Linked DNA regions of Homo sapiens: all the other regions are linked to region 1. Evidence: chromatin loops called from intact Hi-C (ENCODE). Cell type or tissue: IMR-90. All regions are shown on one strand.

What was found. Hi-C counts contacts between places; a loop is a spot of excess contacts. Peaks named below come from ENCODE experiments on the same cell type or tissue, not always from the same donor. Only the 100,000 strongest peaks of a DNase experiment are listed, where the experiment ranks them.
Region 2: it touches region 1 in a loop (6-fold over the local background); 79 of 110 quality-filtered maps call a loop at or near these places.
Region 3: a loop joins it to region 1, with 11 times the contacts of the local background. A loop is called at or near these places in 19 of 110 quality-filtered maps.

The regions. Positions count from the first base shown.
Region 1 is chr20:8,849,010-8,857,009 of GRCh38, forward strand. The region is part of intron 31 of PLCB1 (phospholipase C beta 1); the gene reads left to right. Among named protein-coding and RNA genes, the nearest start is that of RNU105B, 22 kb to the left of the region's middle. In IMR-90, a CTCF peak has its summit at 4,952 (motif pointing right); DNase peaks (open chromatin) are centred at 4,952, 5,742 and 6,452; H3K4me3 peaks cover 657 bases; H3K27ac peaks cover 1,171 bases.
Region 2 is chr20:9,356,361-9,364,360 of GRCh38, forward strand. It overlaps PLCB4 (phospholipase C beta 4), which reads left to right. Exons shown (of 40, transcript NM_001377142.1): 8 at 6,536-6,615. Among named protein-coding and RNA genes, the nearest start is that of LAMP5, 150 kb to the right of the region's middle. In IMR-90, a CTCF peak has its summit at 3,520 (motif pointing left); a DNase peak (open chromatin) is centred at 3,511.
Region 3 is chr20:9,389,412-9,397,411 of GRCh38, forward strand. PLCB4 (phospholipase C beta 4) reads left to right here. Exons shown (of 40, transcript NM_001377142.1): 16 at 468-547; 17 at 1,120-1,204; 18 at 4,177-4,267; 19 at 6,112-6,207. Among named protein-coding and RNA genes, the nearest start is that of LAMP5, 120 kb to the right of the region's middle. In IMR-90, a CTCF peak has its summit at 4,067 (motif pointing left); a DNase peak (open chromatin) is centred at 4,060.

The DNA.
Region 1 (8,000 bases):
TTAGAATCTGTAAACAGTTTGTCCTGGGAGAGAATGGCTGCAGGCTTTCAGAACAAGAGAGGGAAATTTAGGCTGACTGCACCCTCTGCTTCTCAAAGCTCTTTCTGCTAAAATGCTATAGTTATATGTGGTCGTAGAAATAAAAGAGAAGCCAAACACTCAAGTGGGCACTGCTTCCCATTTTTTGACTAATGAGAGATTATTCAAAATCTTGATATTGAGTTCTTACTACCTACCCAAGCACTGAGCTGTCTTCTGTAATCATCCACAATATCTATGATGTCAGCTCCATCATTATCATTTTATGTAAGGAAACTGAGATGCAGACTGGCCACTGGCTCAAGCTCATACAACTATTCACTGACAGAGTTAAGAACCAAGCAGGGCCGGGTGCGGTGGCTCACACCTGTAATCCCAGCACTTTGGGAGGCCGAGGCAGGCAGATCACCTGAGGTCAGGAGTTCGAGACTAGCCTGGCCAACATGGCAAAACCCCATCTCTACTAAAAACACAAAAATTAGTAGGGCATGATGGTGTGCGCCTGTAGTCCCAGCTATGTGGGAGGCTGAGGCTGGAGAATCGCTTGAATCTAGGAGGTGGAGGTTGCGTTGAGCCGAGATCATGCCACTGCACTCCAGCCTGGGTGACAGAACAAGACTCCATCTCAATAAAATAAAATTAAATTAAAAATTAAAAGAAAATATAAAAAAAAGAACCAAGCAGGGCTGAGCGCGATGGCTCATGCCTGTAATCCCAGCACTTTGGGAGGCCAAGGTGGGCGGATCACGAGGTCAAGAGATCGAGACCATCCTGGCCAACATGGTGAAACCTCATATCTACTAAAAATACAAAAATTAGCTGGGCATGCTGGTGCAGGCCTGTAGTCCCAGCTACTTGGGAGGCTGAGGCAGGAGAATTGCTTGAACCCAGGAGGCGGAGGTTGCAGTGAGCCGAGATCACGCCACTGCACTCCAGCCTGGCGACAGAGCAAGACTCCGTCTAAAAATAAAAAAAAGAACGAAGCAGCCCGGCCCTAGAACTCATGTGCTCTAAACCACTACTCTAAACCAGCTCTTTAAAACACGTAAGTGTAAATGTGCACAGATTTCAATTTAGAGCTGTGTGACTCCCAGCAGATTTCTTTTTTCTTGAGCAAAGGAGATGCCACTGTGAATATTAATGTCTGTCATAGCCAGAGCAGACACTCTTCAGCTTTTGGGCAAACTAAAATGCTCAAAAATACCCACAGGCACAACATTTTCTAATCGTGCTTCCAGAGCCAGGCAGTGTGTTCATGCATGTAAGACGCTGTATAAATGTAGGTAGTAGCACCAATAGTGCTCATGAATTATGGATGAAGAGGAACATCCAGAGTCAAACATTCCTGAGAAAGCAGACCAGGCTCCCTTTACTGGGTTAGGAAAAGATAAAAGGCTAAACTTCCCAAGGCAGTTGACTGGTGATTTTTCATTCTAACATCCGAAAAAATAGGAATAAAGTTGCTATGGTTTGAATATATGTGTCCCTTCAAAATTCATGCTGAAATTTAATCCCTAGTAAAACAGTATTAAGTGAGGACTTTACGAGGTTTAGGTCATGAGGGCCTTACCTCCATGAATGGGGATAGTGCCCTTATAAAAGGGCTTGAGGGAGCCTGCTTTGCTCTTTTTGCCCTTCTGCCATGTGAGGACACAGCAAAAAGGTATCATCTTGGATGCAGGAGATGAGCCCTCACCAGACGCCAAATCTTCTGGTGCCATGGTCTTGGAATTCCCAGCCTCCAGAACTGTGAGAAATAAATTTCTATTAATTATAAATTACCTGGTCTAAGATATTATGTTATAGCAGCAGGAATGAACCGAGACAGCAGCCTATTTCAGAAGCCTGTCTCTGATGCTCCTATTCCAACCAAAATCTTTAAGCCAGAGATCGCAACCAGTAACCTGGCTGAATAATCCACAAACATGGTTTATTGTACTCACACATTGTTATAATGTTTTTTTCTTAGTGTTCTTTCATCTTCTTGTTGAACAGGATGCCAACTTTAAAAATAAGGAGATATCCTTTAAAAATGTTTCCTTGCTTTAATTGAAATATTCAAAGACCTGGCTCACTGGGGCCATGTTCCAATGGACTTGGCAGCAATTAGCTGGATCTGAGGAGTGGAATCCCCGATTAGATGACCTTGTGTGCTCCCTTTAGCCACAGTCACCATCACTGTTTGTTACCTTATACTCACATACCACCACTGACTACCACCAGTGCTTTTCACTCTTTTTCTTTACCTCTCTTCCTCCTAAAGTCATTTGCATTTAATAACTGCTAATTTCCTGTTATTCAAGGTCCCTAGCAATTTATGATATATGTGTTTGCTTATATAAACTTGCTTCAACAGGCCACAGTAGCCTAGGAGGTAGTCATTGCTTGAAGATTTATACTGGGCTGCAAAATAACCCTGAGTGTCTACTCAACTTTCAGTTCGAAGTGCCTTATCCTGTATGGTAGTGGGTTACTTTTTGCATGCCAACTCCATCATATGGTAGCAGATGCCTGGGACTTTTTGTTGATAAGGATTCCAAGGCTATCTAGATGGCCTGGAAGTACCACTAAGATTGATTAGTGATGTCTGCCATAGTCACCCCAGCTGCTGCTATCCATCAGAAGTCATCAGCCCTGTGCTTCCATCTCCATTTCTTTTTTTGGTTTTTTTTTTTTTCATTTTTTTCATTTTTTTTCATTCTGAGTGTCATCATTTAGGAGACTCACACAAAAGTAAGAGAATCTTTCTAGGGAAATGTTCTCTTTTCTTTGCTTGAACTGAAGTTGCAATTTAGAGGCAGTTACCCTTAACCCTGGCATCTTTTTCCCCCAGTACAAGTGTTCATAGAAGCACCACATGTAACAGGCAAAAACTGGAAACAACCTAAATGTCCATCAACAGTGGCATGGGTAAATGAAGTGTGGTGTATTCACATACTTTATAGCAATTTTTAAAAACCCGACTACAGCTATCTACAACAACAAAAAAAGAAGCCAGATGCAAAGAACTATAGACTGTATGACTGTTTATATAAAGTTGCAAAATAGGCTGCTGTCTCAGTTCATTCCTGCTGCCAGGTTTTATCTCTGCCTCCTAATTATTCTGTCATTTCAGCCACATCTGGGGTTACTAAGTGTCATTTCTAAATTGTACCTACTGACATTAGCGAATATCTTTTTGCTGGTCTCCCAAAAGAAAGATCCATCATTTTTCTAACTCCTAATTGAAGAACCTAAGAAAATTGCTGTGTTACAAAGTGTTCCTTTTCATCAACCACAAAACAATCCTCCAGGACAGAGTTGAGCAAAACCAATTCTGTCCAATCCAGTCTGAGTCTAATGACAGAAACTACTCTGAGTTACCTTATTCCTGATATTCCAGGACTGACATCAGGGCCTCTGTCCCAAGAAGTGGAGGAAGGCAGAACTCCCACTAGCCATATCCCAGCCTCCTTAAGATGGGCCTGTGGTCCTGGGAAATCTGCTCTTCTAACCTTTCCTTTGTCCACAGAAGCCACATCAGTAGAGGGTCAGTTACAGACAAGGGGCACACAGTGAATAAGGAGGCACTCACTTCTTGGATTAATTGGCTTAGTGTGAGAAGGCTCACTTTTACATCCTAAGATTGGAAAGTGCCAGAGGCCCCCACAAATCTCCAAAAGCATAGTTTGCTCTCCAATTTTCTCAACTCTTTCCCGGTTTGTAATGTTTATTGTTTTCTTATAATATTTACCAACCATCTTACCTCACCAATGCTAGATCCTACAGGTAACAGAAGCACAGTATACCAGAATGATCACATCCAATAGCCCCTGGCTGGCTCCAGGTGTCATGAAGTGACCTCTGATTTTGTTACTGCCCCTGAGTGGTGGCCAGAAGTTACATTATGTCAGTTTACAGTGTGGCAGCCCCCATATCCATTGGGGACATGAGTGTCAGGCAGGTCAGGTGAGTGTCACCACCTGGAAAGTGGAAGCATCTCTAAAAACAACTTCCACAGAATGCATGAATTTACAGATGATATGAAAACATGTGCATATTGAATTTTCTGAAAAATGGCTTATCACAAAATTTAAAAAAAGTATTTATCAAAGGAACTTTGGGCACATAAGGAAATAAATCCAATAGTATGCTCATGACAATTAGTTATATAAATAAAATAAAGTAGGTTATTAGTCCATATAAGATAGCCTCAGGAAAAAATTAAATGCCCAGATAAAAAGTATGCAGCTTGACAAATTTTTACAGAATTTATGAAATTACCACTTGTGTCAAGATACAGAACATTATCAACACCCCAGAAACTTCCCTCGTGCTCCAACCCAGTCAGTACTACCTCCATCCGGAAGTAACAGCTATTCTGATGTCAGTCAACACAGAGATTAGTTTTTCTGTTTTGCAACTTTATATAAACAGTCATACAGTCTATAGTTCTTTGCATCTGGCTTCTTTTTTTGTTGTTGTAGATAGCTGTAGTCGGGTTTTTAAAAATTGCTATAAAGTATGTGAATACACCACACTTCATTTACCCATTCCACTGTTGATGGACATTTAGGTTGTTTCCAGCTTTTGCCTATTACATGTGGTGCTTCTATGAACACTTGTACTGGGGGAAAAAAAATGCCAGGGTTAAGGGTAACTGCCTCTAAATTGCAACTTCAGTTCAAGCAAAGAAAAGAGAACATTTCCCTAGAAAGATTCTCTTACTTTTGTGTGAGTCTCCTAAATGATGACACTCAGAATAAGACGCTTTCTTCTCCTTCCACAGTCCCCTGTGCTGAGGCATTTTATGTGATTGTGTGTGTAAGCTTCAAAGCGTTATTCAACAAAGAAGCGCTGTTCTCCCAAGCTCTAACCATTTACTCGTAATGGGCATATGGTATTTCGAGTGCTGTACTTTACTATTTCACCACTAGAGGGCAAGAGGAGCCCCACAATGCTTGACATTGCCAGATCTGCAGTCAAAATGATTAATCATGAGGCAAAAACAAGAAGCCAGAGGGAAAAAAGGAAGAGCTCACAAAGGCAAAATAAACATCCATAAACTTAAACTTTCCTGGGTAGGGAAGATCTGAAAAATGTCACCCATGAGCCACTTTCTAACACTCGTTCCATCTTTCTTTTTCCAGTGTGCAAAACTCAATTGCACAGTCCTCAGTTGCTGAAACTACCACCCAACAGGGTGGGACTAGATCAGGCAGACAGATCTCAGAGGGCATTTTTTTTTAGCACTGCCTAGAGCCTTGGTTATTAGGAAGCCGAGAATCTTGCAGAGGTCCCAGGCCTCAGGGGCTCTGAACAAGCAACAGAGAGTTCTGTGATTTCTTCTTCATTCTAAGTAATATTTCTTCCAATAACACCATGGTGTTTACTAAAATCAAGGCACTAATGAGTAAGGCTACCAGCCCCAACACCTCTCCTTTTTCTCCTCTTCTCCCGGGTCCAGGCCCTTCTACCTGCCACAAACTTAATCAAGATTACAGAATGGAGATGTGTTGTTTTTTGCAAGGGGAGGGGAGTAGGGAAATTAATTACGAAGCCAAGTTGCTGTTAAACTATTTATAATAAATTTCTACTGGAAAAGGACCTTTGGCTGACAATCGTTTTCTTCTGCCTCGGCATGACCAAATACAGTAAGAATTCAAAAGGAAAACTGAAAAGCGAGGAAGAGCCCACAGCTGGAGCAGTCTGTTTTCACGTCTCCACGCTGGCGAACGACAAACTCGGCAAGGAGCCTCCTGTGTATTTCCTGTCCTCGTTATCTCAGTTCTTGCTCTGAAGGGCTAAGAAGCCTTCACCGTTAGCCAAGACTCCTTCGTGCTTCAGCTTAATTTTCCTTGCATAATTTTAAATACAGATCATGTCTACAGTACAGCAATTAATGGATAGCCTAAAGACTTATTATTTCAAACTAATTGATATGTAGGAAAAGTTTAAATAACATAACGGAGAGGGGAAATTTTAAACGATGTATGCACAATGAATTTAAAATTTCTCTCTGTTGCAGATGGTAGCAAAAACATATGATTAATAGGGGGATGTGATCAAAATGTAGAACTGACTTGGAAATCTTTCTCTTTTTGATATTCTTGAGCATATGATTGGAAGGAAGAAAGATTCAGACATTTCAGAAATGGGGTAAGGGGTGCAGGGGAGAGCAGATTCTTCCCCCCCCACTCACTCCCACCAATTCTAGGGAGTTATCTCACAAGATAAAAGAACACCTGAGTATATTTTGAGTTGTGCTGTTAGGTCAGAAATAAGAAATGGGAGAAGAATGCCATTATTTCCATTCTAACTCTTTGGTCAAATCCCCCTCTTGAGATAAACTTGAGAGAGAAGTCTACAAAGACCAAGTTCACCCAGCTGCAGCAGAACCTGTTCCAAGTCACCAGCACTCCCAGACCCAGGATTCCCTCCAAATTCTAAGAAATGTGCTGTGATGAATCACCTCACTGACACACAAAAAAACAAAAATCTTTCTAATTTCCCCATTCACATTCCAGCAAGTTTAATAGGAAAGTTTAGAAAACTCATCTGAAGAAAGAATACTCTTCAAATGGGAGAGAGCAGGAACATTTTGTTCTAAGAAGGGATTGAGACCTAATGATGCCAGACAACATTTTAAATATCAGAACACAGCATTTGTAAGAAAATAGAATCTGCTTCAACCATAAACCATAAGGGGGGAAAACTACCTTTAAAATGTATTTTCTTCATATCAAATTCATGTCATAAGAATATCTGAATGACTTCTGGCCAAGTCACTTAAATTTTGTGGTCTTCAGTCTTTTTGGTCTTCTCAGATGTAAAATTTGCCACAGACTGGTTATTTTTTAGAACCCTTTCTTCCCTTCTGTTCTCCTACTTTATTTAGGTAGCTCTACACACACATTTTGAAAATTGGATGAACAACCTCCTTCTCATTGGTCCATGCAAGACCATATTACTGTATTTATAATATAATACACACCCATATACACCACAAAAACTACAATACTGGTTTCTCCCCCTCTGGTACCCTGGCCTTTCATTCTCCACCCTCTGCCCTTCAAGGTAACAATGAATCTGAAACGTGTGCATGTATATATTCCTGTTTTTTATATTTACATGGTTATAGATATACATGTGCATATATATCATGCATATGTATTCCTATAACACTTTATTTTTTTATCTTAGTTGTTTTAACTTCATAAAAATGGTATCATATGGAGTATCATATTGAAATATGATAATGTAAGTTAAAGGACCATACTGAACCTATACTGTATAAAATTTGGGGGAGCCTACAATTTTTCACTTAAAAATATGTTGCTTACTTTGGGAGGCTGAGGCTGGTGAATCACTTGAGGCCAGGAGTTCGAGACCAGCCTGGCCAACATGATAAAACCCTGTCTATACTAAAAATACAAAAATTAGCTGGGCGTGGGGGCACACGCCTGTAGTTCCCAGCTACTGGGGAGGCTGAGGCATGAGAATTGCTTCAGCCAGGGAGGTGGAGTTTACAGTGAGCCGAGATCACACCACTGCACTCCAGCCTGGGCAACAGAGCAAGACTGTGTCTCAAAAAAATAAATAAATAAAAAGAGCCAGACACAAAAAAGTATATACATTATTATTCAGTGTATATGAAGAGTTAGAAAATATGCTATCTTGGGTAGGGGACAGGATGGCTAGTGATTGGAAGGTGGCAGGTAGAGGTCTTATGGAGTGCTGGTATTGATCTGAGTGCTGGTTAAATGGGTGTGTTCACTTTGTGGAAGAAAATCCTAAGTCCATGAATTTGTTGTATCAGTTAGCTATTGCTGTATAACAAATTCCACCACAAAACTCAGGGGCCTAAAACAATAAGCATTTATTATTATCCACAAGCTGGTGAGCTGGGAAGTTCTCCTGGTCTTAGTTGTTCTCACTTATGTGTCTGGAGTCAACTGAGCATGAGGTGGACAGCTCTGCTG
Region 2 (8,000 bases), 510 kb after region 1:
TGATTTATCTACAGTCCCTATTTATTTTAGAATCTGAGGCACTGGCTATATTTCATGGCAAGCTAAAACTCAAATGCCTTCATGAAACTAAATTTCTAGCTTAAGATGAAGGTGTAGTTCCTGCACTGAATAGCCTTCATCTGTAGATTTGTGAAATGTTGCAGTTTTACATCTAAGCACCTTATAAGGAATTCTATCTTAGACAAGATTAGATCCTGTGGCAATCTTTATTTGAAAAGCTTCATAGTTTGCTCCAAGTGCATGGAAATGTGTCTTATTTCTCTTGAATGCCCTTTAGGTCTTAACAGAATTCACAGTGCCAAGGAGTCAAAAACTATATTTCAAATTATATACATTCCTGACATATTATTTGAGCAGATTAAAACTGATGGATAGAGCAATTTAGGCACCTTGAAAGTAGCTACTTGAAAAATGCCAACTTTTTCTTATCTCCATTCACTTAAACAAAAATGGGCCAGGTGCAGTGGCTCATGCCTGTAATCCCAGCACTTTAGGAGGCCGAAGCAGATACATAGCTTGAGCCCAGGAGTTTGAGACCAACCTGGGCAACATGGCCAGACCCCATCTCTGCAAAAAATACCAAAATTGGCTGGGTGTGGTGGCTCACACTTGTGGTCTCAGCTTCTGGGAGGCTGAGGTGGGAAAATCATCTGGACCCAGGGAGGTCAAGGCAGCAGTGAGCCTTGATTGTGGCCACTGCACTCCAGCCTGGGCAACAGAACAAAACCCTGTCTCAAAACAAATAGAAAAGTAAAACAAGAAAACAACAAAATTAATTGATCTAGATTTGTGAGTTGTCGATACCAAGAAGTTCCCATGTTTTAAATATTTCAGATGGCCCCGTCATTGATTATTCTCACAGCTCAGATATAGGGAAGATGAAAGCTGCTGCCTATAGCATCTTGCATCCTCTTGCTTCCACATACAAGAAATGTGAACTTCAATCCCCTAAAAAGGTCAGAGTTTCCATTCTAGTGAACACATTTGTTCAGCCCAGGTGGGGTGGGACATGACAAAAACCAAGAGTGGGTCTAGAACCATGGGGCTCTTCCCAGGGCTATCACTATGAGATAGAATATCCTGTGTGTAGTCACTCTCAGAAACAGCAGCTCCCTTAGGAAACTGCTGTGTCCTGAATGCTTGTGTCCCACCAAAATTAATAAACTGAAATCCTACCCTCTAAGGTGATGGCATTAGAGGATGGGGCCTTTGGGAGGTGATTAGGTCATGAGTGTGGAGCCCTCAGGAAGAGGATTAGTGTCCTTATTTTAAAAAGGTACCAGATAGCCCCCTTGCCCTTTCCACTGCATGAGGACATAGCTAGAAGGCACTACCTATGAACTAGAAAGCTGCCACTGAATCTGTTGGCGCCTTGATCTTGGATTCTCCAGCCCCCAGAACTGTGAGAAATAAATTTCTGTTGCTTATAAGCTACCCATATATTGTATTTTGTTGTGTGTCAAACAAAGACAAAAACCAAACTCACATCTTATATGGGCAGTGGAAGGAGAACTCCAAGTTGAGGGGGGCTGCTCTTTTAGACCTATGATTCTCAAATTCTAATGTGCACACCAGTCATCTGGGGATCATGCTAAAATGCAGATTCTGATTCCATGGTTCTGGGATGAGACCTGGGACTCTGCATTCCTAACAAGCTCCCAGATGATGTTGATGCTGTTGGTCTTGGGGCCCTTTGAGTAGTAAGGGTTTGCAACAGTGCTTCTTAAATGTGTGTGTGCAAAAGAATCACAGGGAAGGCTGATTAAAACGTGGATTCCTATTTCCCATCCTGAAGATTGATTCAGCCGGAGGCCTGATAATTTGCATTTTAACAAGTTCCCAGGTGATCCTGATGCTGCTGGTCCCCAGACTACATTTTAATAACAAGCCTCTAGTTAACTTTTGAACAACTTAATTAAGATACCTTCACTAGTAGCCTCTTCTGTGAAAACAGAGAGCCAAACATCAAAAGATGAAGGAGGATGCTACTGAGTCCCTTTGGAGAAAATTACATCACAAACTTGGAGAGTGCCACAGGGTCTCTGTTCATTTTTCCATTGACAATATGCTTCTTTGACTAAAGACGAAAAATAATTCTTCAGGATCAAAACCTAGAGATAAGATTGGAACCCTAAGATTGGAAGTAGTGCTGCCTGATGAATAATAGGACTAGTTATTTTAGGATGACGGGCCAGCCTGTGCCTAGTGAAAGCTTAGAAATGCCAATAGCAGACTGAGCACGGTGGCTCACGCCTGTAGTTCCAGCACTTTGGGAGGCCAAGGCGGACAGATCATCTGAGGTCAGGAGTTCAACACACCCTGGCCGACATGGTCAAACCCCCTCTCTACTAAGAGTACAAAAAAAAAATTAGCCGAGAGTGGTGGTGGGCACCCACAATCCCATCTACTCATGAGGCTGAGGAAGGAGAATCGCTTGAACCTGGGAGGTAGAGGTTGCAGTGAACCGAGATCCCACCACTGCACTCCAACCTGGGCGACAGAGCAAGACTCCATCTCAAAAAAACAACAAAAAAAGGAAATACCGAAAGCAAAATGTTATTGGTGGCCAATTCTTAATATACGTCATGAGATTTGGGGTGATGTTTACTTCTTACTGTGTATTTCTTTGCTTTACACTTTCCTATGAAGCATATTTAAATATTGTTTTCATAAACTGGGGGAAAAACCCTAACCAATATTTTTAAAAGAAAAAAGTAAAATATATGCTCAGTGTAAGTTCATAGTATTTTTGGTTTGTGTTTGTTGTATCTGTGTCTCTCTACGTTTGTATTTTCATGGGAAAGGGATTATTTTTGTCTATGTCAGTCCTAATGTTCCCGGGGCAAAGGTGATAGATGGGTAAGAGCAAGGTCTAAACATATGCCTGGAAGTTGGACAGGGCCTGGGGTGGTGAAAATAAATTTAAGGAGTCCCAGAGGAGAGGTCAAAAGCTCCAGGAGAGAATTAGAGGCAGCTTCTCTTTCTCTCCTTGCCCTCCAAACAATTCAGCACAAGCCCTCAAGTCCCTTGAAGAGTCTTTCTTTCCCCCTTCTTCTTAGAAGGGCTGAAACACACTTTAAGTTAACTTAGGAATGGTTAGAAAAGGTTAAAAAAATGGGAGAACAGTAGCAATTAACAAGCTGCTAGGGAAACAGGGAAACCGTGCTGATCCGAACATCAGAGCCGACCTCCTGTGGTCTGGTTCCCTAGCACCCAGGCTCAGGCTTCGGCTTGGGGTGGCCGGACCAGAAGGAAAGTGCCCCGTGTGGCAGAAGTCATCTCAGGAGCGTGTCGCCATCCAGCCAATGACTTGTGTTCCAAGGACTGGAAAATGCGCTTCCTGGACACTATGTAGATGATTACCACACGAGCTTATTTTCAGCAATTCAAGAAAGAATCCAATTCGTGGTTTATTGCTTCTGTTAGTCTGGAAATGGTCAAACAAGTTGATAGGCATCTAGTTCACGCCTGGCGTAACTTTCCAACAAAACTCCAGGGCTCTACTGACACCTGCTGGCATTTCATCTACTTTATGTTAAAAAAACCCCAACAAGACAAAGAATCATTAATATTTTTCCTGCAGTCCTTTGCCCTTGTTATGTTACTTGTACTTTACCTGAACGATAATAGAAGGGGCCTTTACCATGTCGTGAGGAGAGAAGTGTGGGCAAGCCATTGGGTGAAAATAAAAATCCCCAACACGAAGAATGTACCACAGAGCTCTTGTTGCCTGTCTGCCCTGCACCAGCTGCTCTGTGACCTTAGGCAAGGCCATTGACCTCACTTTCATCATTGCAAGAAGAAAGAGGCAGCAACCTTCCCTCCCAGTTCCCTTTAGGGCTTCTGAGGATGCTGGTGGCATTTCCTACTAACTAAAGCATGGGCCCTGTCACTGGAGTGATGGCCTTAAAGGTCACTCTCACTGACCTTTCCATCACAATAAACAAGATTCCTTGCCAGCGTTGTATGTTCAAAAGATGAATGAAAGTTATTTAAGCCTCTTCAAAGTGCACCATCTCTGTAATTTATTTCGACAAACAACTAAATTAGAATGATCAGAAAAAGCCCAGTGAACAGTCTCAGAAATTGTCCACTTTTTTTTTTTTTGTCTAGGAAACTATGGACTTTGTTTTGTGTTTTAGAACATGTAGTAAGCCTGCAGGTTGAGAAAATGCATCCCAGTTAATGCCAACCCAATTATTTGTGCTTTTTCTGTCTATTCTTGGGAAACTCTGTGTGGGCCTGTGGTTTGTTAGGTCAATAACAGGATATTTGATAGTCTGCAGGGAGTTATAGTCCATATTTAGCCTGACAGAGGAAGTGAGTTCTGCTGATGAAAAATAATTGAGGCATTTCTTTAATTCTACTATTTCATTTCTTCATCTTCCTTCAGAATCCTGACCCCACTATGATGCTTGCTGAGGCTTTCGATGCTATTTACAGCTCTGCTTTTGCTAGTCACAAAAGAAAATTTACCTCTTATAACCCCTAAGTCTTCCCTCAGAAAACTGTTAGGTGTGACCAGGATCAGCAAAAACTGTTAGATTCACATCCATTAGTTTGGCTACTACTTAAAAAAAGAAACAAACAAACAAAAAAACCCAGAAAATATCAAGTGTTGTTGAGGATGTAGACAAATTAGAACCCTGAGCAAAAGGGTTCCCTTGTTGCATTTGCAGTCCTTTGTTGGTGGGGGAAAAATGGTATGGCCACGATGAAAAACAGTATGGTATTTCCTTTAAAAATTAAAAAATAGAATTACTATATGATCCAGAAGTTCCACATCTGGTTATTTATCCATAAATAAGAATTGAAAGCAGTAACTTATTTGTGTATCAATATTCATAGCAGACATGCAATTCACAATGGACAGGGAGTCCATCAGAGGTGAATGGATGAGTGTATTATTCAGCCTTTAAAAGGGAAGAAATTCCGACACATGGTAGAGCATGGATGAACTTTGAGGACTTTATGCTAAGTGAAGAAAGCCAGTCACAAAATGACAAATTCTGTATGGTTCCATTTATATGAGGCACCTAGCATAGTCAGAATCACAGAGACAGAAAGGAGAATGGTATTAATATTTATCAATGGCTGGGAGGAGGGGGAGATGGGGAGTTATTTAATGGATATGGAGTTTCAGTTTTGCAAGATGAAAAGAGTTCTGGAGATGGCTGGTTATGTTGGTTGCATAACAACATGAATGTACTTACTGCCACTGAATTTTTCATTTAAAAATGGTGAAGGTGATAAATGTTATGTTATGTCCATTTTTAACACAATTAAAATTAAAAGAAAGGTTAAACAGCAAAAAACAAAACAAAACCATACTCTGTTAGAACGCAGTCATCACCTTTGCCCTTACAGAGATTAAATTGCTTGACTTTTTAAAACCTGGTTCTACTGGGCAGTGCTGTCCAACAGTCCCATCTGTGATGATGGAAATTATCTGCACTGTCTGAGCCATCAACCCCATGTTGATGTTTAAGCATGTAAAATGTGATTAGTGCAAATGAGACACTGAACTTTATATTTATTAAATTTAAATAGCCATATGTGTCTAGTGGATACCATACTAGACAGTGCATATAGAGTATACGTCTATATTACTATCTATTCCAAGATATTTTTCCTTCCTCAGCACTAAGCCGCAAATCTAAGCAGTCAGGCTGTAAACCTAAGAAGGTAAGGAATCAGCTTATGTGTGGGCCACCGTTCTATTTAACCCAAATGTCAATTTGCTACGAAGTGTTTTGCCGAGGGTATGATTCTTCTATGGCATTCATTGGCATCAGTTTTTGGACCCAAGGGCAGAGTTGGCCTTAATTCATGGGCTGAGCTTTTCTAGTAAATGCCCTTTTAGAGACCCAAATTCCTCTACTGCCATGCACAATTTCCCTTCACTTGTCCTTGTAAAACAGTGGAGTGATGGTATGAACTACAAGTGAGGTCCAAGTCCTTATACAGAAATTATGTGAGCACATCGCTGTTTGCTCTGATCACCCTGGCAATGAAAGAATGTTTTTCTTTTTAAGGCTTTGCTGGAAAACATAGGTAAGATAAGTAACAAACTCTTAGATTGAAAGGATCACACAATAAAATTGATGAACCCCTATTCATTTATCCTCTAAAGTGAAAATAGTTAAATATGTCATGTATTTTATAATGCTGGTTGGAAATAATTAAGATTGCCAGCAACTGAAAAAGGGCTTATATTTAAACAAGCTGCAAATAGAAAGCTTCACAAGTCAGTCAGTGGGCAACATTCCTTTGTGGCAGCCCAGAGTTTAATGGCACAATAGATGGCACATTTGTCTTCATGGAAAGAATGAAAGCTGTTTATTAAAGAATAAAATATGAGCCTGCAAAATATAGATGGCTGTGTGACAGGAAAGGGACAAAAGAAGAGTTTGTGTTTTTATTACACAAAATGGATACAATCTATCTAATAAAAACTGCTCTATTTGACTCCAGCAGATTTGCTCACCAAGAATATTTTTTCTTTCTCTTTCAGCAATGGGTAGAAGGCCTGAGATCAATCATACACAACTTCAGGGCCAACAACGTCAGTCCAATGACATGCCTCAAGAAACAGTGAGTGTTGTTTGCATTACTCGTTTTTCTTGGCAGTTATCAAACAAATGGTCAGATGAAGAGATGAAGGCTAGGTGGTTCCTTCCTCCAAATTCCTGCTTGCCTTTCCCTCCATGCTCCTGACCTTGGAGTTGACCAACACACACCTGTACTCTTCATACCACGTAGAAAGGCATGCATGATAAACCCATAGCCCAAAACCTATATGAAAAGAATAGTTGATGGTCAAAGGACACTGGAACCTCAGTCACTCTGTATGCTGTCAGTTGTGGGTACTGGCTTTTGTGTCCCCAGATTGAGTTTTCTGATAGACAGCTCTGCATGTCTGGAGCCATCGCTGAGTGCTGGGGTAATTCTATCCTCTGCTGCATAAAACTGAGAAATGAGGAGTGTGACCAAGAGACGCACTTGCCAATGCACCTGAAAAAGAAGCCTCAGCCCCAAGTGCAGTGCTCCTTGTTTAGCACACCGTCAGGGATCCAAAGTTACCTCTGAATTTTTTTCTGTAGGATTCAGTTATTTAAAGATTTGATCAAGGATCCAATGGTGATTTCCAAATTTATTTTTTCCATGAAAGAAGGAATTACTCCAGCTTACAGTATCTGAAATCCAGAGGAGTACTACAGTGGTAGATTTAAACCCTACCCAAGTTAACCTTTCAAGGTGACATGAAAATCACCCACAAAGGAATCCTAGCCAAAGTCAAATGTCAGCCAGTTTGAAAAGCAGTGATCCGTGAAGGTGGGGGCCATCTGCCTTCACAGGGCCATTGGCAGGCAGTTGTGAGGTGCCAAGGGGAACCATGTTGAGAAATTGCAGGGATAAGCCTGTATCTCTCAAAATTATGCCCCAGCACCAAGAGTGTGATTCATCATACTCACTTGGCAATGGGCCAAGAGGTTAGTCCTAAAGGTACTGTCATGTCTTATCTTCTGGTCATTGTGGCAGGTGCTTACAGGTGTGGTCTCTAGGCTATAAATCCCGGCTTCACCATGGCAAATTCTTACACTTGTGCCTCACTGTCCTCATCTGTGAATCAAAATTACCATGCAGATGAAATTGGAAAGTATTCTTTATTCAATACTACTTATCTTGTTATGGTATCCCTCCAATTTTCTTTCACCCTTTTAGTGGAGGAAAGTTATTTAGTCTTATCTATTTCTATGTGTTGTGCAGCTGCTTCTTCTTTTCCTCTGCAGTTGCCCTGGCATGTGTTTTTAAAGAGAAACCCAGTGGATATTCTGATGTTATGACTTCAGGCACTGATAGTCCTAAAGGGTCAAAAACTTTTAGAAGGCTTGCTTATACCTGAGTGACACAAATATCTCTATCTGACATGAGATCTAACAACATCCTGCCCAGATCCCTTTATGAAGCTGGTGTTC
Region 3 (8,000 bases), 540 kb after region 1:
TTTCCAAACACAGAGGAAAGTCAGTGAAAGCCTCCAGCAGTCCTGAGGTTACTACCCACACTTTTCTGCATGAGGTGGGGAGGAGTCATACAGTGGTCGGGAGTGAAAACCTCTGTGCCAGAGATCACCTGCTCCTCAAGAAGAAAGGTGGACTCTGAACTCCTGGCCTGGCAGATTAACAAGCCACAGACTGGCATGCCATTTAGGTGAAATCTCTTGTAAGTTAATAGCACCATAATTCTGGAGAAGTAAAAGATAGCTTAAAAAATTGTCATTAACCATTAACTGCACCCTGGCTATAACCACAGGGAACTCAACCTTTAGAGGTGTCAAGGTAGATGGGGGCTCCAGGTCTGAATTGCTGGAATTGACTTTCTGAAAGACTCAATTAATAGTCTCTGAATAGTTTTGGGTGCCTTAATTTTTTTGCTCTTTTCTCTCATTAACGTTTTTTTTTGTTTTTAAAGGATGTAATTCAAGCCATCAAGGAAACTGCATTTGTCACATCAGAATATCCTGTAATTCTCTCCTTTGAAAATCACTGCAGGTATAATGATCCATTCTGCCACAAGTCTCTATGTGGTATTGTTTCCTAACCCCTAATGCCCACTCCTGCTCTACAACTTTTTAAATAGCTGAATAGTTTGTTTTGTGAAGTACTAAGTTCAAATAATTCTCCAGCAAGGGCACCTACTCTTATGCAAAGCAAAAAACAACAAAAAAAGGAAAAAACGACAAAAAACCACCCTTGTCCCCCCAAACCAAATCATTTTAATGTGTTTCAGAAATACTTGTTCCAAATAAAAGTTCAGAGATTGGGACACCTTACTTAAAGTTCCATTGAGCTGGAAGATTTGACAGTATATTTGAAATCAGATTTGATGAACTTGAAAGACATTTTTTATTCTTCTTTCCAGCTCTTAGTTTTGGAACAGAATCTCCTTCTCCTTCTTTTAAAATTATACCAGTTAAAGTTTTTGATACATCTCACATTAGCATTAAGAGGACAATAATGCATTTTGCCAAGTGAGAATCTTTAATTGCCTAGTAATGGGTGTTTCTTATTCTTGGACGGTTAATGGGTGTTTGAATTTACAAATGCCACTTTTTTCTCTCCAGCAAATATCAACAGTACAAGATGTCCAAATATTGCGAAGATCTATTTGGGGATCTCCTGTTGAAACAAGCACTTGAATCACATCCAGTATGTATTTTTAACAAACCATATTTCTAGCATGAATGGATTTGTTTTGAAAATTTCTGAAGGGTCAAGTAGTACTAGAGGACTAATGCTAAAGATCTTCATATTTATTTAAATTCTTTGGTACGGAAAGCTTACATCATGCTTCAGAGGGATGTAAAGAGACACAAAATAAACATCTGGTTCAATTTCATTTGGAGGATCTTTGGGTCTTATGGTTTTCAGATCTCAGTCTTAAAGTTTCATAAAGCACCCAGGCCAAGAGTCCAGATTCAGGTCAGTTGTTCTCAAATTCAGTTACATGTTAGAATCACCTACAAAACTGTTAAAAACACCTGTGCCAGGGCCCCACTTGGAGACTGATTTAATTGATGCAGGGTCAGCCCTGAGCATGGTGTTTTAAAAGCCCTCCAGGTGAACTGTATATGCACCCGGTATTCAGAACCCATGGGAGGCTCATGCTGTGGAAAGTGCCCTGGATTGATGTCACGACATCCTGAAGTTCATGTTCCTAACTCCAAAATAAATCACTGAGTAATGTTGCACATACATTTTTGAACTTCATGTTAAACCTGCTAATTTCTTCATAAAGCAAAGAACATTAACCTGTGCTCCATAGATAGGCTTTATGAGATCTGTGAATTCATTCTAATTGCATGCAATTTTTTTGTATATACTCATTCTAGAGAGTTAATCACATTTTTATAAGGATCCATGACCTCCAAGAGATTAAGATCCACAATCACAAGATGTTATGAGCTCCAAGGCAGCTAATGAAATCAAAGTGGAAAGACCTGCTATTGACAGCAGCACCTGATGGGCTCAAACCTGGTAGCATGAGGTAGTGGCAGAAGAACATCACAGCAAATGACAGCAGGAAGGTGCTTTGTGCTACATGTAAACACTTTATGAGGTTCTTTTCAGAAGTGTGTCTATGGGAACTGAAAAAAAATATGAGAGACAAGGATATCTGTATCCTTTGTCCCCCTTCCTTCTTCCCTCGAACTTGCAGAAGCAGTTGCTGCAGGTGACCTGCCCATATCCTTGCAGTGCCTCCTGTTTCCCTGAACACTGGCCTGACTTTCCACTGCCAACATCCACAGCTTTTTGCCTGAGAGTGAGCTCTGGTCACTGGAGCCTGCTCTGCCACACATGAAAGACCAGCAGTGCCAGGGAATTATCACCCCTATCCCATGCTTCATCCCTCCCGAGGTGGGATAACCCTGAGCACCTGCTCTTCTCTGCCTTCCAGGGTTTCCCAGCAGGATCGTGCTCCAGCTGGCTGCAGTGATAACACACCCTTGATGAGCTGCCTGTCTTCTTTTTCTCACTTTCCCACACCTCTGTTGGAGTTTCCTTCCAAGTAGACGACCTGGTGCAATACTACTTTTCTCTGAGGCTGATTTTAAGGGAACCCAAACTAAGAAACAGCTCTGATTTATTTTATTTGTTTTTACCTAGGCCCTCCATTTATCTTTCTGATTAGGTTAAGGTGATTGCTTTTGTGGAAAGTTCACTGTATTCTTAGTGAAGTGATGTGCACATACTTTTACCAGCTGAAGGGTGTCCAGGTTCTTGGCATCTTGAACAAAGAATCGGACAAAATGCACAAACAAAGCAAGGGAAGAATGAAGCAACAAAAGCAGAGATTTATTGAAAATGAAAGTACACTCCACAGGGTGGGAGCAGCCTGAGCAGAGGGGCTCAAGAGCCCTGTTACAGAATTTTCTGGGGTTTAAATACCCTCTAGAGGTTTCCATTGGTTACTTGGTGTCCGGTCTATGTAAATGAATAGGATGAAGTAAAGTTATAAAGTCATTTACTTGGTGTACATCCTTTGTAAATGGAGAGGATATTTCCTGTCATAGCTGAAGTGTTTCCATTTGATTTAGTTCTAGGAAGTCAGCATGAATAGGCCTTATATTCCCTGCCTCAAGACCCTATTCTCCTTTGAATACAGGACAGGTGTCTGGGGAAGCATGGGTAATATAAATGGGAATAAGACCTGCTCCAAAAGCTAAAGAGCTTTCAACCTTGGGAGTGGGAGCAGGACACAAATGTGAACACATAACTAGAAAAGAAGATGGCGTATGGTGCTTTATTTGTTGGAGGTGTCCTGGTACAAGAGAGATCACTGGGGAATGGGCCAGTTATACCACGCTGCTGGAAGGAAACAGCATTTCAACAAAGGGTTTTATTTGAGGCAAGACAGACATATGAGTGCACAGTGCCTTACATATAATAAGTAGTATAAAAGCAAGTTTTGAAAATGAATGGATGGGTGGAGGGGTGGGTGGGTGGGCATATAGAGAGATGGGTGGAGGAATGGGGAATGGAAGACTAGATACAGGACGGTTCTGTAGACCAGAGGTGATAGCATACAGGGGCACCTCCTTTGCAGATATAAATCTAAGCAAATGATGCTGTAGTCAAGTTCAGATTCCAGGAATTGGAACAACTCCCTTCTTGATTCCCTTATCAAACCTACAAAACCACAAAACCACAATCTCAAGTGTTGAGGGTTGGGTCAGCCTACTCAGCAGACAGGCTTACTATACAGCCTGACACTTGGGGGGATCTGGGGGGCCTCTCACTTGGGAAAGCTAATTCTGAACCCAGCCATCACAATTGTCCCTTGCACTTTACCAGATACTTAAAAGGTGCAAGGCCCTCTGGGGAGCAGGAACCCCTCCCCGGCACATCCCAGGCCAGACCCCTGCTCCACTGGGGAGGTTGGAGCAGCTCTGCACACCTCTGGAAACTATGTGGATTTCAAGTTTGCAGCACTAGTCTAAGGAAAAGCTCAATGGGTGTGCTAATTTGGGTTGGGGAGTGAAAACAGAAGGCTGTGCCGCCTGCCATCTAGTGGGTGTTGGGTTGCATCACTCCCAGGCCTCCCAGGCTCCTCCTGGACTGGGAAGGAGAATGGAGAAGCACAGCCCTTCCTTAATTCAGCTCTTTCTGTTTCTCTCTAGCTTGAACCAGGCAGGGCTTTGCCATCCCCCAATGACCTCAAAAGAAAAATACTCATAAAAAACAAGCGGCTGAAACCTGAAGTTGAAAAAAGTAAGTGAAACACACACATTTATAATGGAAGCATACATAACATGTGTGGACATTTCAGCTGTTGAGAATTCAATTTATTTTAAAACCACTGATTTTTGGGGGAAGGGTGTAGGGGTGATGTTACAGGTACTTTTCAGAGCAAGATTGCCACATTTCCATTTAAATTTAATTTCCATATCAATTAATTCATGCAGTAGGAAAAGCATATCTATATATTCAAATGCCAGAATTTGGAGAGGGCCCAAGGAAAATTGAGAGGAAAGTAGAAGCATTTTAGAATTTCTCAAGATATAAGGAACCAGCATTTTATAATTTTATACACTCTAAAGTCCTCATAAGTTTCCCTTTTCAGTTTGCCCCGTGCTCTATACCTATCTAGGGATACTAGGTACATATGAGTGTGTGACTGTGTATATGTGAATAGAGAGATCTAGAGACAAATGATTTTATATAAACATGTTTCCTTTTATTCTCCCAGGATGATTTCCTTGAAAATATTTTCTTTCAGAGTATATCCTAGTTCAGTGAATTAATGGTATCAAATATTGGCATGATTACACTTCATTTTCCCCCCAAGTATTCTAAATGAAAAATTTTAAATTATGTTAATGACAGTTTATTTTATTACAAAAGCAATAATGCCATAGAAAAATCAAGACAATGAAAAGTGTAAGAAAGTAACAGCACTAACATATATTATACACGTATTCATATACTATAGACACATGTACGTAATGTACATGTGTAGATATATACCCACATTTTTAACATGACTGAGATCATATTAATGATACTGAGTTTAAATTTTTAAAATTTAACCAAGTAAGTATACTTACATCAGCAGGATATACATCTACATACTAACTTTAATCCTAATGTATGAAACACTATATAGAATTTAATATATATGACATAGAATTGTATGCATTTATTATAGCATGATGTAACGAGTCCCAAGTTGATGGATTTTCACTACTATAAACATGCTTGAATGTTATTTTGTATGTTTGTGCAACCCTCTCCTTGAAATCAATTGGTGCAATTAGAGTTATTCAGCCAAAACGTATATATATTTTATATTGTGATATAGTTTGTTATGCTTTCTTTTAGGAAAGTTCTACCACCTTAGACTCTTCACCAGTCATATATGAGAGTGCCTGTTTCCCACCAATATCCTTAATGCTGGCTGTTGGCCATTTTTAAATGTGTGTCCAACTCATAGAAAAAAATTGGTACCTTAGGGGTTTTTTTATTTGTGTGTCTTCAATAACTCCTTTTTTGCATATTACTATTTGTGGTTTGTCCCTATGTGTTTTCCCATTTTTATTATTTTGTTTACCTTTATCTTTCTGACTTATAGAAAAATTATTTAGTCTTATTTTGTATAGTAGGATATAATCCCCATTAAATCAGTTGCAAATATTTTTTCCTGAAGTTTTGTTGCCAACCTGCCTATTTTCTATCAGTTCCCCATAACTGTTCGTAAACCTTGGTCTGTGCCAGATTCTCCAAATTATGGGCTTTTGTTATCTAGCCTTAAATCCTTCACGAGGACTGAACCTCCTCTCAAACTTGGTGACCAGAATTTTGGGCATTTCACCCATGTCCCCGCAATTCTTCATCATGTGTATATAAGGTGGTTGTTGCAGGTTTCTTACAAGGTCGAGACCACCAGGAAATGGCGAGAGAGAGATCACTGCTGAACCTTAGAAACATGGTGCCTTGGTGCCTGAACATTCTATTTCTTCTCTCTTTTCACGTCCTCCTCAGTGTCGATCTCAAGGCCTAGGGTTTGTATGTTACCTAGCATCTGTCACCATCTCTTTGCGTGTTTTTGCTAACAGAACAGCTGGAAGCTTTGAGAAGCATGATGGAAGCTGGAGAATCTGCCTCCCCAGCAAACATCTTAGAGGACGATAATGAAGAGGAGATCGAAAGTGGTGAGCTGTTTGCTTTTATTTTAAGTTACATGCTTTGAAAATACTTTTTAAATAAGAAAACCAGGCTGGGCACAGTGGCTCAAGCCCATAATCCCAGCACTTGGGGAGGCCAAGGTGGGAGGATTGCTTGAGCCCAGGAGTTCAAGACCAGCCTGGGCAACATTTTCGTAGAGATGAGACCCCATGTCTACAAAAAATAAAATATTAGCCAGACGTGGTGGCCTGTGTCTGTAGTCCCAGCTACTGGGGAGGCTGAGGCAGTAGGATCCCTTGAGCCCAGAGGTTCAAGGCTGCAGTGAGCTATATGTAATCCTACCACTGCACTCCAGGCTGGACAACAGACTGAGGCCTTGTTTCAAAAATAAATGAGTAAGAAAACCAGGAATTTCTTTCAGAAGACCCTTTTATATAATAATGCCGTTTTAATTCCTCATAGTAATATTTTGGTATTCTTGGTATTTTGCCAAACACTTCCCATTTTTTCTGGCTACTAAATTTTAATGGCCTTGTCATCTCCCTTCCTATTGGCCATTCAGCTATTCAGCAGAAATTCTTAGCCAGAGAATCCCTGAAGCACTTGCTGTAGTAGGCAGAGGAAGCAATATAAGGCACATTTTGTAATCCCTTTGTATAGACAAAAACATGAACTTGAGTCTGTTAATGATGAGAGTAGAGAGGCAAATAATTTAAGAGACCCTCAGGCAAATGATTGGTTTGTCTCCACAAAGTGAACTAGAAACTAAAAGCCAGTATTAAAATTTCAAGTTCAAATTCCTTCAAATAACCAGCTCACCAGAATTATCTCTGTGTAGCTAGATAATTTTAAGAAGGCAGTCTTGCTTAAAATATTTGAGTATGTGCTATTACCTTCTCTTTTACTTTGATCACATAGCAACAATCATAATGTTCAGTTGTAAATGGGTCATTTGAGAGTTTGGGGATGATTTTAGAGAATTATTTGTTTGTTATGTTTCATGAGAATTGATGAACGAAATGACAAGGACTTGTGTTGGTTATACAATGCCTTGGATTTATATACAGGCATACCTTGGAAATATTGCAGATTCAGTTCTAGACCACTACAATGAAGTAAATATTGCAAAAAAATTATTCACAAGAATTTTTGTTTCCCAATGCATACAGAAATTATTTACACTGTACTGTAGGCTAGTAAGTGTTCAATAACAGCATTATGTCCAAAAATGTAACTTAATTAAAAAATACCTATTGCTTAAAAATGCTGACAATTATCTAAACCTGCATCATATTGAAATCTTTTTGTGGAGGGTCTTGCCTTGAGTGATCAGGGAGGCAGTTGCCAAAGATTGGGTTGGCTGTGGTAATTTTTTAAAATAAGACAACAATGAAGTTTGCTGCATCAATTGACCCTTCTTTTCACAAAAGATTTCTCTGTAGCATGCAGTGCCATTTGATGACACTTTACCCAGAGCAGAGCTTCTTTCAAAATTGAAGCCAATCCTCTCAAACCCTGCTGTGATGCCTTCTCAACTAGGTTTATGTAATATTTTAAATCCTGTGTTGTCATTTCAACAATGCTCACAGTATCTTTACCTGGAGTAGATTCCATCTCAAGAAACCACCTTCTTTGCTCATTCACAAGAAACAACTCCTCATCGGTTTAAGTTTTATCATGAAATTGCAGCAATTCAGCCCCATGTTCAGGCTCCTTTTCAAATTCTAGTTCTCTTACTCTTTCTACCACCTCTGCAGTGACTTCCTCCACTGAAGTCTTGAACCTCTCAGCGTCATCCATGGGAGTCTCCCAAACTCCT